2 separate regions of the Homo sapiens genome follow, and region 1 is linked to region 2. Evidence: chromatin contacts called from ENCODE Hi-C or POLR2A ChIA-PET data. All regions are on one chromosome and are shown on one strand. Each heading gives the region's core, a stretch centred on a gene start or an enhancer-like site at or near the end of the contact. The rest is flanking DNA. Distances are from core to core; before and after follow the strand shown.

Region 1 (6,180 bases), core at 358-2,857, 510 kb after region 2:
TGTTGGCAGCATCCTCTTTCCCAGTGATGAGCTGCTCTGGGTGGAAGAGCTGTCGGTATGGGCCATTTCGGATCTCATCTGGAAGGGCAAAAACCACAAAGCTATGCTCAGCAGGGACCTTCCTCCCCCAGGGTGGTAGCTGTGGCCAGATGCATGGAAGGACTCATCCTCCTGCCAGCCTGAGATACCAGAGTGTGAGAGAAACCCAGACCAGCTGCCCAGGCCAGTCTCAGATCAGCTTGCCTTCTGCAGCTTCAAGTACGGCTAGGAATTTTCAGGGCTAGGAATGCCTGGTCTAAATACCCTCTCTCTCCAGGGAGAAGCTTTGAGTCATGCTCCACCCCCTTCAATTTTGTCCCCACTTCCTCTCACCAATGACCGTAGGCTCCAGATCCACAAAAACTGCCCGGGGTACGTGTTTTCCAGCACCAGTTTCACAGAAGAAGGTGGTGAAGGAGTCGTCCCCTCCACCAATGGTCTTGTCACTGGGCATCTGCCCATCAGGCTGAATCCCATGTTCCAAGCAATAGAGCTCCCAGCAGGCATTGCCCATCTGGACACCTGCCTGCCCCACGTGGACTGAGATGCATTCACGCTGAGGGATAGAGAGAGGGGACACAGCATGAGCCCCACATCCACAAGTCCTCACCTTGCGAGTCTCTCTTCCACCCTATCATCTACCAGCTAGGATGACTCAGTTGGCAAGAGTGGAGGGTTGGGGCTGGGCAGAGGTGAGAAGAGAGTAGCAGCCTGCCCGGGCTCCCAGGTACAGGACTCCCCACCTGGAGGCACCCAGCAATGCAGGCCAACCTCTTAGCCCACTTCTCAGTGGGGAATCTGTCAAGTGAGCACTGTGGCTCCACATGACAAAAGGTTTCCTAGAGGTATGGGTTTACAGCTAGAGGCCCCCCCCCCACTTGATTAATTATTTGCTTTGAGTATGAACAGCTAGAATTCATAGAACCCTTTCCCTCTTTCTTTCCTGTAAGCTGCAGAGGTGTCTCAGCCATCCAATCTGGCATCAACTGACCACACGCCATCAGGATGCCCTCCTCCCTCACCTTTAAATCCCATCTGGCTCTGGGGATCAATCCCATCTGGCTCCTCTCCCCACCTCCACCCCCGCACCCTGGGTGTCTTCACCACTTTCATCTCCCGTGTCAGCCCGCACGGAAATAGCGGCGGTAATGCTTGTAAGCTCAGACAGCAGGGGCCAGCAATAAGGTTTGAGGGTACTGGGGCGCTCACTGCCTTAGGCTCCGTCCCTGTCAGCCCGAAATTAACCCCTAAAGCACTAAAGTCCGGCAGGGCCCGCGCGCTCTTCCCACACCGAAATGGCGGGGTGACGGTTTCCAAATACCCAGAAAGGAAGTGGAACCTGCGGTGAGGCCCCAGAGGTGACCCGCCTTGTCCCGGGCAGGATGGGCGCCATCCTGCAGCCCAGCCCTACATCCGCTCTCCCTCTGGAGTCTTTACAGTTATTTCCCAGCCCAAAGCGGGGATTGGGTTTCGGCCCCCGCTCCTGGGCTATAAATACCACCCCCTACATGCACCTCTCTCCCCTCCCCCCAACCTGGCCTCGGCCCGCGCAGTGCTCAGCGCCAGCTGTCTCTGCCCATCCGCGCACCCGGGCTTCGGCTGGAGAGGGCCAGCTCGCTTCAGGAGGCCGAACCCCGTTCCCACCAACCCTCTCAGCTCAGACGCGGGGTGCTGAGTCACGGGGGGGGGGTGGTTCTGTGGATAGTTGGAATGCATACACAGAGGAAAGGGGGATGCGGCACCAGGTAACCTGACCCCTTCCACCTTCTAGCGCCAAGCACGTGCTCGGTCAGTGCTGAGGACCAGGGACTGGGGATGTAAGAGGGCAGCCAAACCCGTCTTCTTTTGCCCGCGGAAAGGACGGGGCGCGGGCCCGCGTGACTCTCATACAGAGTCGGGACACAAATGCTCGTAAGGCAGGAGCAGAGTGCCAGGAAGGGTTCCTCTCTGTTACTGAAGAGTCGCACTCCACCCCAAGCCCCAACCCCAGCCACCGAAGGTGAACTATACGGCTCGGCCAAAGTCACCAGGAGGGGGTTGGGGAGGGAGGATGCAAAACCCTCGCACCTCCTGGAGACCCGGAACGCCCGGTGGAGGTCCCCGAGCATGCCTGGAAGAAGTGTCCCCCAAAGGAGAGGGGCAATTAGGGGACAGGCGCGACCCCGGCCGGGCCGCACTCACCATGGTGAGTCCGGGCGGTGCGTCTCACGTTGAGTCGGGGTGACAGGTCTCAGTGAGAACTGCGCTAGCTGCAGTGCCGCACCGCCCTTATAGGCGGGGGGGGGGCGGGGCCCGCGTTCCCCGCTCGCCCACTAGAGGCTGGGCGGCCCGCAGGCCACGCCTCCCGGGAGGGTAAGCGGCCCCCCCGAGGGGCGGAGCCTGGCCTGGTACCCTCCCCAAGCTGCGCGGGGGTCCCTCACCTGTCCCGCTGGGATTAAGAGTCGCGATTCGGGCTTTAACCATTCTTTCCTCGTTTTGAGCAGACACGCTGGGCTCCCGAGGGCCTCCGCGGAGATGCAGGGTGCTGTGGCAGGGCGAGTCTCACCTGCACCTGCGTCCTGGAGGCACCGGTCATCCAGGTGTTCTGACTTAGGTCGGGAGCAGGCGAGGCGGTCCTTCCCAAGCGGCCACAGCTGGCCTTCACCCCTGCCCTTCCAGCCCTGCCTCCCAGGAGACTCGGGCCGGCTGTGAGGCTGTGGCGCGTCCCCGGGGAGCCCTTGCCAGCTGCCTGACGCTTCCTGGTCCCCGGCCGGGGCGGCAGCCTTTCGCCGACGCCTGTGGGCGGCCGAGGACCCAGAACTGCACAGCCTGAGCCCCAGATTGCCAATGCCTTAGGCGCTCCCGCAGAGTCGAGCCCCGCAGCCTGTCTGCCGGGGCCGACCCCGGAATCTGCCGCGGCTCGCCGGCCGCCCGCGGGTCAGTGGCGCTGTCATCAGCGCAGTCACTATGATGCCCTCGCTGAGGGCACCTGCCCACTCCCCTGCTGCCAGAACTGCGGGAGCGCTGACCGGGGGACCTCAGGACCTGGATTCTCCTCCAGGCTACCCTGTGTGACCTTGAGCAAGTGACTTAACCTCACTGAGTCCTTGACATTTTCGTGGGTGAAAAGGAGACAGTGATGTCATAGTGGAAACATTGTTGTAAGCTATCAAAATGTCTGTTGCCTCTGAAGAGAAAAGAAGAAAATCGAGATTCTCATATCTTGGATGATTCTGACTCTTGGTCTCTTCTGTCTCTAACCCAAGAGCAGGATCTGCAACCCGCACCTTAATGGTCTCAGCACTCAGCCCCTGGTCTCCGCAGAAGCCCTTCTTTCTACATTTCATTCCGTTCTCTCCACCCCATCTTTTCAAGCTACTTCTGCTTTCTCTTTCTCTCTCTCTCTCTCTCTTTTGAGTCAGTGTCTTGCTGTGTCACCCAGGCTAGAGTGCAGTGGTGCAATCTCAGCTCATTGCAACCTCCATCTCCCGGCTCAAGGCCATCCTTCTACCTCATCCTTCCACCTCAGCCTCCTCAGTAGCTGAGACCACAGGCGTGCACCAACACCATGCCCAGCTTATTTTATTTATTTATCTATTTTTGAGATGGAGTTTCGCTCTTGTTGCCCAGGCTGGAGTGCAATGGCACGATTTCGGCTCACCTCAACACCTGCCTCGCGGGTTCTAGCGATTCTCCTGCCTCAGCCTCTGGAGTAGCTGGGATTACAGGCATGGATGCCTGGATGATTTTTGTATTTTTAGTAGAGACGGGGTTTCACCATGTTGGTCAGGCTGGTCTCCAACTCCTGACCTTAGATGATCCACCTGCTTCAGCCTCCCAAAGTGCTGGGATTACAGGTGTGAGCCCCCACACCCGGCCTTATTTTTTGTATTTTTAGTAGAGACAAGGTCTCGCCATATTGTCCAGATTTGTCTTGAACTCCTGAGCTCAAGCGATCCACCCGCCTCAACCTCCCAAAGTGCTGGGATTACAGGCCTGAGCAACCACCCCAGCCTGCCTTGCATTTTCTAATTGTCTCCCTTCACTGGGGAAAGTCATCTGGCAGTGCCCCAGGTGCTGCTGGTTTGCAGATCTTAAGAAACCTGTCTTCCTGGCTCTACATCACTTGGAAAGGATTCACCCCTCCCTCCCCCATCACCTGACAACACAACATAATACCATGAAAGAACTAGTGATGGCAACTCTCTATCAACAAAATAGGCAAGGCATGGAAAGGAATATAGTGAAATATGACAAGGTCTTTCTTCCCAGTAGACTTGCCATCTGATTGGGAGAACAAGACTCATTCATAAAAAGAAAACTGACAGGGGCGTATAATGAGGCTTCTTTGGGGAATAAGGTCATGGTCCCTACAAAGAAAGGAGCCGTGGTGACTATAGGACACATGGCAGTAGGTTGCAGACCCTCCCTGAACCTCTTTTTCCTTGTGCTCTCCTATCCTAGCAGAATGAACATAGTAAGAGACTTGAGCTATCTTAGGAAAAACTCTAAACCTCTTTGACCTTCAGGTGCAGATTCTTCATTTGTAAAACCGGGATAACAACTTCAGATTGTGAATATCAGATGAATTTAGAGATGTACATATTCACATCAAGGCACTGTGTAAGTAGCTGTGACATTTATTTTAGTGCATATAGCACATCATGCTATAGTTATTTGTGTACATGTCCATCTTAATATTATAGATAGCAAACTATTGGAGGTAAGGACTGTGTCTTATTCATCTTTGTTTCTAGCTCCTAGCATAGTGCTTAGCACACCTGGTAAGCATTTGCTAAGTGTGTGTCAGAAGAATTGTTTCACTTCAGAGATGGTAGGCAGAAGAATGCTACCCCATAAAGATGTCCACATCCTCATCTCCAGGACCTGTGACTGTTACCTTACATGGCAAAATACTTTGAAGATGTTATTAAGGTAAAGATCTTGAGATAGGGAGATGATCCTGGATTATCCCAGGTAGGCCCAGTGTAATTTCAAGGGTCCTTATAAGTGAAAGAAGGAGGCAGGAGGGTCAGAGTCAAAGAAGAGGTCAGACCTGGTGCAGTGCTCATGCCAGTAATCCCAACACTTTAGGAGGCTGAGGTGGGAGGATCACTTGAGGTCGGCAGTTTGAGACCAGCTTGGGCAACATAGTGAGACCCTGTCTCTACCAAAAAATAAAAATTATAAAATAAAGAAGAGGTCAAAAGTAAGTAGAGGTCAGAATGATGTGATTGTTGGCTTTGAAGAGGGATAGGGGCCATGAGTAAAAGAATATGGGCAGCCTCTAGAAGATGGAAAAGTCGAGGAATAGATTCTCCCCTAGAATTTCCAGAAGGAAGGCAACCTGGCCAACACCTTCATTTCAGTTCTGTAAGACCCATTTTGGCTTTTTTTTTTTTTTTTTTTTAAGATGGAGTCTCACTGTTGCCCAGGCTGGAGTACAGTGGCGCGATCTCGGCTCACTGCAAGCTCCACCTCCCGGGTTCAAGCAATTCTCCTGCCTCAGCCTCCCGAGTAGCTGGGACTACAGGCATGTCCCACCACTCCTGGCTAATTTTGTATTTTTAGTAGAGATGGGGTTTCACAGTGTTAGCCAGGATGGTCTCGATCTCCTGACCTCGTGATCCACCCACCTCAGCCTCCCAAAATGCTGGGACTACAGGTGTGAGCCACTGCGCCCAGCCTTTTTTTTTTTTTTTTTTTTTGAGGCAGGATCTTGGCCGGGCATGTAATTCCAGCACTTTGGGAGGCCGAGGCAGGTGGATCACGAGGTCAGAAGTTCAAGACCAGCCTGACCAACATAGTGAAACCCCGTCTCTACCAAAAATACAAAAAATTAGCCAGGTATGGTGGTGTGCACCTGTAATCCCAGCTACTCAGGAGGCTGAGGCAGGAGAATCGTGTGAACCTGGGAGGCAGATGTTGCAGTGAGCCAAGATTGCACCATTGCACTCCAGCCTGGGCAATAGTGAGAGACACTGTCTCAAAAAAAAAAAAAAAAAAAAAAAAAGAGACAGGAAGACAGGATCTTGCTCTCTTGCCCAGGCTGGATTGCAGTGCTGAGGCAGGAGAATCGCTTGAACCAGGGAGGCAGAAGTTGTGGTGAGCCAAGATTGTGCCATTGCACTCCAGCCTGGGCAACAAGAGCGAAACTGTCTC
Region 2 (6,266 bases), core at 2,977-5,476:
GAGACTAAGATGGGTGGATCACTTGAGGCCAGGAGTTAGAGACCAGGCTGGCTAACGTGGTGAAACCCCATCTCTACTAAAAATGGAAACAATTAGCTGGGTATGGTGGCACACACCTGTAATCGTTGGCCTCCCAAAGTGCTCGGATTATAGGGCTGAGCCACTGCACCTGGCCCTAACTTTTAATTAAAACCTGTATATCACTGGGCTTGACCAATATATGGAGCACCCAGAGTCGGGTTGTTTTTCTTTGCATCAACCCTGCCTTAGATGAAGCTAAGAAGAAAGTGAGCCTTCTCTGCCTCGTTTAGCATGGACAAGACAGGCTGCATCTCTGTGAAATGTTATGGTGTGGCAGCAGCACACCAATTTTAGAGCCCCTAACCTGCAAGGTGGAGACAGAGCTGTTTGGAAAGTGGGAGCGAGAACTGGGATTCTCTGTGAAGGTGGATAGAAATCCCATCACGGGCACCCTGAGTCTGATGCATAAATTGTCACTTTCAGCCCAACCCATCCTCCTTCCAGAAAAGCAGAACTACTTCAGGTTATATATATTGGATATTGATTAAGTACCTCCACTCTTCATAGGAGAAAGATATTTGACATGTAATTGATTTGGAGTCCTACCTTTTTTACACTTAAGGGCCTACTTCAGGACTGCTACACAACCCTTTAGCCTTCCTGATATATAAGATAAAATTCACAAAAGGTGTTTGTTAATCATTTGCTCATTAATTAATTAACTTCTACAAATTGCACATAACTTTTTCTCTATATGAGGCTTAAACATAATTTTCAAGAAAATGGAAATATATATTTTTATTTTTTAGAGTCAGAGTCTTGCTCTGTTGCCCAGGCTAGAGTGCAGTGGATCCATCATAGCTTACTGTAACCTCGAACTCCTGGGCTCAAGCAATACTCCTGCCTCAGCCTCCTGAGCAGCTGGGACTACAGGACCACCCACCACACCCAGCTAATTAAAAAAAATTTTTTTTGTAGAGTTGTGGGGGAAGGTCTCATTATATTACCCAGGCTTGTCTTGAACTCTGGCCTCAAGTAATCCTCTTGCTTTAGCCTCCCAAAGCACTGAGATTAGTGGTCTGAGCCATTGCACCTGACCAAAAATGGAGATAGATGAATTCCAAACCACTTTGCATTTTAAAGATGAGTAAAATACTTTTGGATTGCTAAAATCTTATTTTTTCTCTATTATGAAACATTTGTATATTATGGAAAATTTGGCAACCACTGAAAAACAGAAAAATCATTGGAAACACTACCTGTTTCTTTACACAGCAGTACTTTCATTGCATTTCCTGTTGTTGTGCTCTAAGAATCATGTAATTTTAGAGATGGAAGCCATCAAGTCCAGTGTAAATATTGAGGACCAGAGAAGTGAAGCAGCTGTTCCAAGGTCATAGTTTCTAGCATGGCTAGACTAGAAGCCAGGTCTCTTGAGGAGAAGTTCAGGATTCTTGTGAGACAACTCACAAGGGTTTTTTGTTTGTTTTTTAAATTAAGCTTGTGATATTGAGATAATTATAGATTTCACATGCAGTTGTAAGAAAGAATGCAGAGAGGTCCCCTGTACTGTCTACTCAGTTTCCCCCATTGGGTAACATCTTGCAGAAGTACAATATAGTACACTTGGGATGTTGTTAACATTGTTAGAGTCAAGATATAGAACATCTTGCCGGGTGCAGTAGCTCACGCCTGTAACCCCAGCACTTTGGGAGGCTGAGGCAGGTAGATGAGTTGAAGTCAGGAGTTTGAGACCAGCCTGGCCAACATGGTGAAACCCCATGTTTTACTAAAATACAACATATTTTACTAAAAATACAAAAATTAGCTGGGCGTGATGGTGGGCGCCTATAATCCCAGCTACTCGGGAGGCTGAGGCAGGAGAATCACATGAACCTGGGAGGCAGAGGTTGCAGTGAGCCGGTATCGTGCCACTGCACCCCAGCCTGGGTGACAAGAGCAAGACTCTGTCTCAAAAAAAAAAACAAGATACAGAACGTTGTCATCACTGTAGGAATTCCTCCTCCTCCTACCCTTACTCTCCCATCCCCTCCTTAACCCCCTGGCAACCACTAGTTCTCCTTTTTGTCATTTCAAGAATGTTACACAGATAGAATCACAGCAGTATGTCACCTTTTGACATTGACGTTTTTTCATTCAGCATATTCTTTGGAGACTGACCGGGGTTGTTGCATGTATTAATAGTTCTCATTCTTTTTTATTGCTGGATAGTGTTCTGTGGTATGGATGTACCACAGTTTGTTTAACCGTACACCTGTTGAAGGATATTTGGGTTGTTTTCAGGTTTTGGCTGTTATGAATAAAGCTGCTATAAATAATCATGTACATATTTTTCTGTCAATGGAAGTCTTCATCTCTCTGGGATAAATGCCCAGGAGTGCAATTGCTAGGTTGTATGGTGGTTACATGTTTAGTTTTTTTAAGAAACTGCCAAAATTGTTTTCCAGAGTGGCTGTACCATTTTACGTTTCTATCTTTTTTGTTTTGTTTTGTTTTTGTTTTTTTGAGATGGAGTTTTGCTCTTGTTACCCAGGCCGGAGTGCAATGGCGTGATCTTGGCTCATTGCAACTTCTGCCTCCTGGGTTCAAGCAATTCTCCTGACTCAGCCTCCCGAGTAGCTGGGACTACAGGCATGCGCCACCATGCCTGGCTAATTTTGTATTTTTAGTAGAGACGGGGTTTCCCCATGTTGGTCAGGCTGGTCTCCAACTCCCAACCTCGGGTGATCCGCCTGCCTCAGCCTCCCAAAGTGCTGGGATTACAGGCATGAGCCACTGCACCCGGCCTCTATCTTTGTTTTTAAATTTTAACTCATTCTTATTGACTTTCAACAATCTTAAATTCTCATACTCAGTAAACCAAAAGCCTTTGAAGAAAAAGTTTGAAAATGAGGAATAGAGTTGAATTAATTAGAATTTTTCATTGGGAATTAGTATTTAACTTGATTCCATAAAATTCATTAAAAATCTTTAAGAGTTAAAACACTGAAGTGTTTCACATACAGTGCCTATTTCTGTTGTGCTGAAAATAATAACAGGTAAAGTGACTTTTTTAAACTAAAAATTAATGTTATAATAATATTCGTGGATTATATTATCTAAGTTGTAAAGAGTAATAGCTATTTTCTCCATTTTTCAGTGCTAGTTAAAGGAATGATCTTGGTCTCTCAGCTTGTACCTGACAGGTAGTTGATATGTTTGCTATGTTGACACCCCTTGAGACAGCCTTGGCCAAGCCCTTGTTGGATTAACAGTAGGGACCCCCATGGCCCACTGTCCCACATCAGCCACATCTCTTCATCACATCCATATCTGTGTTCCCATACTGTTACATAAAATTACAGTGTCACAAATCACTTCCAAAATGGAGAAAAGCACTAATGGTTCATGAATCTTTAGATGAACCTAAATATAAAATGAACTGGAAGTATCACTGTTTCTTTTCTTTCTATTGCTTTTTCCCCTTTTTTTATTTAAAAGTCTCTACACCTCAGATCTTGTTTGGTTTTCCTCCTTCGTAATTTTTACATCATTCTTTTCTCTCATTTATTTCTTTGTCTTAGCATAGCACGTTCTGCTACTGGTATCCACCCACATTCATTTCCCCTCTCAGAACTACTCCTGTCAGGGACTTTCCCAGCCAATGTCTTGTCACGGGAAATTTTGGAGCTGTATTGCAGAATGAAGTGTTGGAAAACCTTGTCTTTAGGTGACATTTAATGGTGTGGTTGTATGTAGGTTAGCCTAGTACCTTATGGATTAATATGTACAAAATAATTATTAATTATTGAGCACCTGGCTTTTTAGAATCACAAGTTAAAAGACAGCACTTGGAAATAAATCGTACGTCGTAGTAACGACGCTTCAGGGCTGTTGCTTTTTCCCTTTCTCTACTCCATGTTTGTTTTTCGTCTTAGAAGCTGTATGGAAATTCTGACCAAACCCCTTTCCAATCATGAGAAAGTTGTCCGACCAGCCCTCATCTACAGTCTCTTTCCCAACGTTCCCCCTACCATCTATTTTGGCACTCGGGATGAGAGAGGTAAACCTGGCCAAGTGTCAAAGCCCAGAAGAGCCCCCGGGGAGAAGGTTGCTAGCTAAGTTGGGAGGAGGTGGCAGTAGGTAGGAGAGGGTTTCCAGAATGGCTGTTGTGGCAGTTGTCACACTGTGCTCAGTTCCCCATGTGGTCGTAGGTCTGATGCAACCTTTTTCTTGTCTGTCCTTTAGCTGACCCTTTTCAGCCTTGCCATGTCATGCTGAGTTCATGCTCTTCAACCTTGTTGCTTTTCCCTTTCAGTCTTCCCTTTCTTTGTTCCTCATTCCTGCACAGCCCCTCTTCTTTCCCAAAGTGTGCTCCTCTGAAACCCTGATCTGGAGCAATAGTTAGTGACTTGCCTGCCCAGGGAAGAATGGGCAGCCATGCCATCTTTTTTGTCTTCTCATCATGACTCTCTGCTCCTCTCCATCCCCCATCCCCACACCCCTTGCATTCTTCCCAGTGGAGAAACTTCCCTGGGAACAGAGGAAGTTGCTCCGATGGAAGATGAGCACAGTGACCCCCAACATTGTCAAGCAGACCATTGGACGGTCCCACTTCAAAATCAGCAAAAGTGAGTTGCTTGCCTTACTGTGAGCCTGTCCTTTTGCCCCAAATAGATGGGCTTTGCATAGGGGGAGAGCTCTAGACACCTCGTGCCTATGTCGGGGCAGCTGGGGCCCTCTCCTGAAATCCAACCTCATAGGAGGGTGTAGCTCTGAAATCCTGGACTGAGCCTGTTGTTCAGAATTGAGAGACAGAGGGCCATTGTTCTGTCCCTGGCCCCAGGGCCTCATGTAGGACAGCTCCATAGCAACTCTTTGAAAACCAAGTCTGGGAGCTCTGCCCAGTTCTGGGGCCTCTGGGCCTCTCTCTGTCCCTGGACTGAGCTGTTAGCAAGGCTGATTCCTGATGTACCTCCCATAGGAAACGATGACTGGCTGGGCTGCTGGGGTCACCACATGAAGTCTCCTAGTTTCCGATCCATTCGAGAGCATCAGAAGGTAGGGGTCCTTTCTGAGGAGCTGTTTCCCTGGACTTTGGACTAGGCCAAGAGGAGGGGGATGATGTGAGTAGGGGGTAGGGGGCGGGAAGAGGATGATGACCATGGAGAAGTCAGGAAGGTGTACAGAGGAGAAAGTACAGGACGGGGGTACAGTGAGAGACTCCAGTGGATCACGTACATCTCCAGTTCAGCTGCAGTATCTTGGAGTTTCTTGCCTATGTAGGGGGCAGCTGAGTCCCTCTCCTGAACTCCAACCTCATAGGAGGGTGTAACTCTGAAATCCTGCAGTTGCAGCTTCTCCAAGATGCTTTTTCCTCTAATGTGTCTTGAGTTAGATTGTCTGTTTTCTGTTTATTATGTTTCCCTATGATCACTGCACATTCCATTCTCCCAAGCTGAATATGTGTAAAGAGGACTTCTGGTCTCACATTGGAATGAATGAGTCCCTTGCCTCCAGACTTACTAAAGGCGAAATGCTTTTCTGTCCTCATCCCATAGGGTTTCATGGATAAAGATGTAATAGCTTTTTCTTTGCACTTAAGGTGAATATCACATCTGGCTTACATTACTCTGTTTTGTCTGTGTTTTAATCATCTTTTGGTGAGTGCTCTGCAGTTGGATACTTGAGGACCATTAGGGTGGTGATAGTAAGATGGAACAAAAGCTTGGAGTGCTGCTAAAGAAGTTGGAATGGTAGAATGAGTCTTGTCATCTTCCTCATGGCCTCACCTCTGCCCTCTTCCTGCACTCACCCTTTTCCCTTTTGTAGCTAAACCATTTCCCAGGCTCATTCCAGATTGGGAGGAAGGACCGGCTATGGCGGAACCTGTCACGTATGCAGAGCCGCTTTGGCAAGAAGGAGTTCAGTTTCTTCCCCCAGTCCTTTATCCTGCCCCAGGACGCCAAGCTCCTGCGCAAAGCGTGGGAGAGCAGCAGCCGCCAAAAGTGGATTGTGAAGCCAGTGAGTGAATCACAGTGGGCAGGAGACTATGGTCTGTGAGTGGGAACAACAGAGTATTGGACCTGGAGCAAATCTCATCTCCTTTCTGCTCCTAGCCAGCATCAGCTCGAGGCATTGGCATCCAGGTTATTCACAAGTGGAGTCAGCTCCCCAAGCGAAGGCCCCTCCTGGTACAGAGGTGAGCCTGTAGCACATATCCCTTACCCCATCCTCCCACCTCC

What was found. A loop is a pair of places that touch in the nucleus more often than their neighbours do. ChIA-PET counts read pairs that join two places held with the same protein, here RNA polymerase II (POLR2A). Pooled maps may share reads with other maps.
Region 1: a loop to region 2 is called in a pooled map, with 2.0 times the contacts of the local background. The contact joins the promoter of TUBA4B here to the enhancer-like site in region 2. A Hi-C loop is called at or near these places in 1 of 50 pooled maps. POLR2A ChIA-PET finds 5 or more read pairs at or near these places in 3 of 52 experiments (Caco-2, GM10248 and endothelial cell of umbilical vein).

Annotation. Positions count from the first base shown.
Region 1 is chr2:219,251,636-219,257,815 of GRCh38, forward strand. TUBA4B (tubulin alpha 4b) reads left to right here and starts at 1,608. Exons shown (of 4, transcript NM_001355221.1): 1 at 1,608-1,784. The coding sequence starts at 1,773. TUBA4A (tubulin alpha 4a) reads right to left here and starts at 2,283. Exons shown (of 4, transcript NM_006000.3): 1 at 2,221-2,283; 2 at 373-595; 3 at 1-78. The coding sequence starts at 2,223. RefSeq lists enhancers at 1,666-1,745, 1,776-1,835, 3,266-3,335 and a silencer at 2,246-2,615.
Region 2 is chr2:218,741,150-218,747,415 of GRCh38, forward strand. TTLL4 (tubulin tyrosine ligase like 4) reads left to right here. Exons shown (of 20, transcript NM_014640.5): 6 at 3,960-4,084; 7 at 4,542-4,652; 8 at 5,006-5,082; 9 at 5,854-6,045; 10 at 6,141-6,223. Among named protein-coding and RNA genes, the nearest start is that of TTLL4, 33 kb to the left of the region's middle. RefSeq lists enhancers at 3,666-4,865, 5,859-6,266. Within about 2 kb of position 4,227, at least 14 of the 41 ENCODE cell types and tissues checked have a DNase peak (open chromatin) inside an H3K27ac peak, as active enhancers do.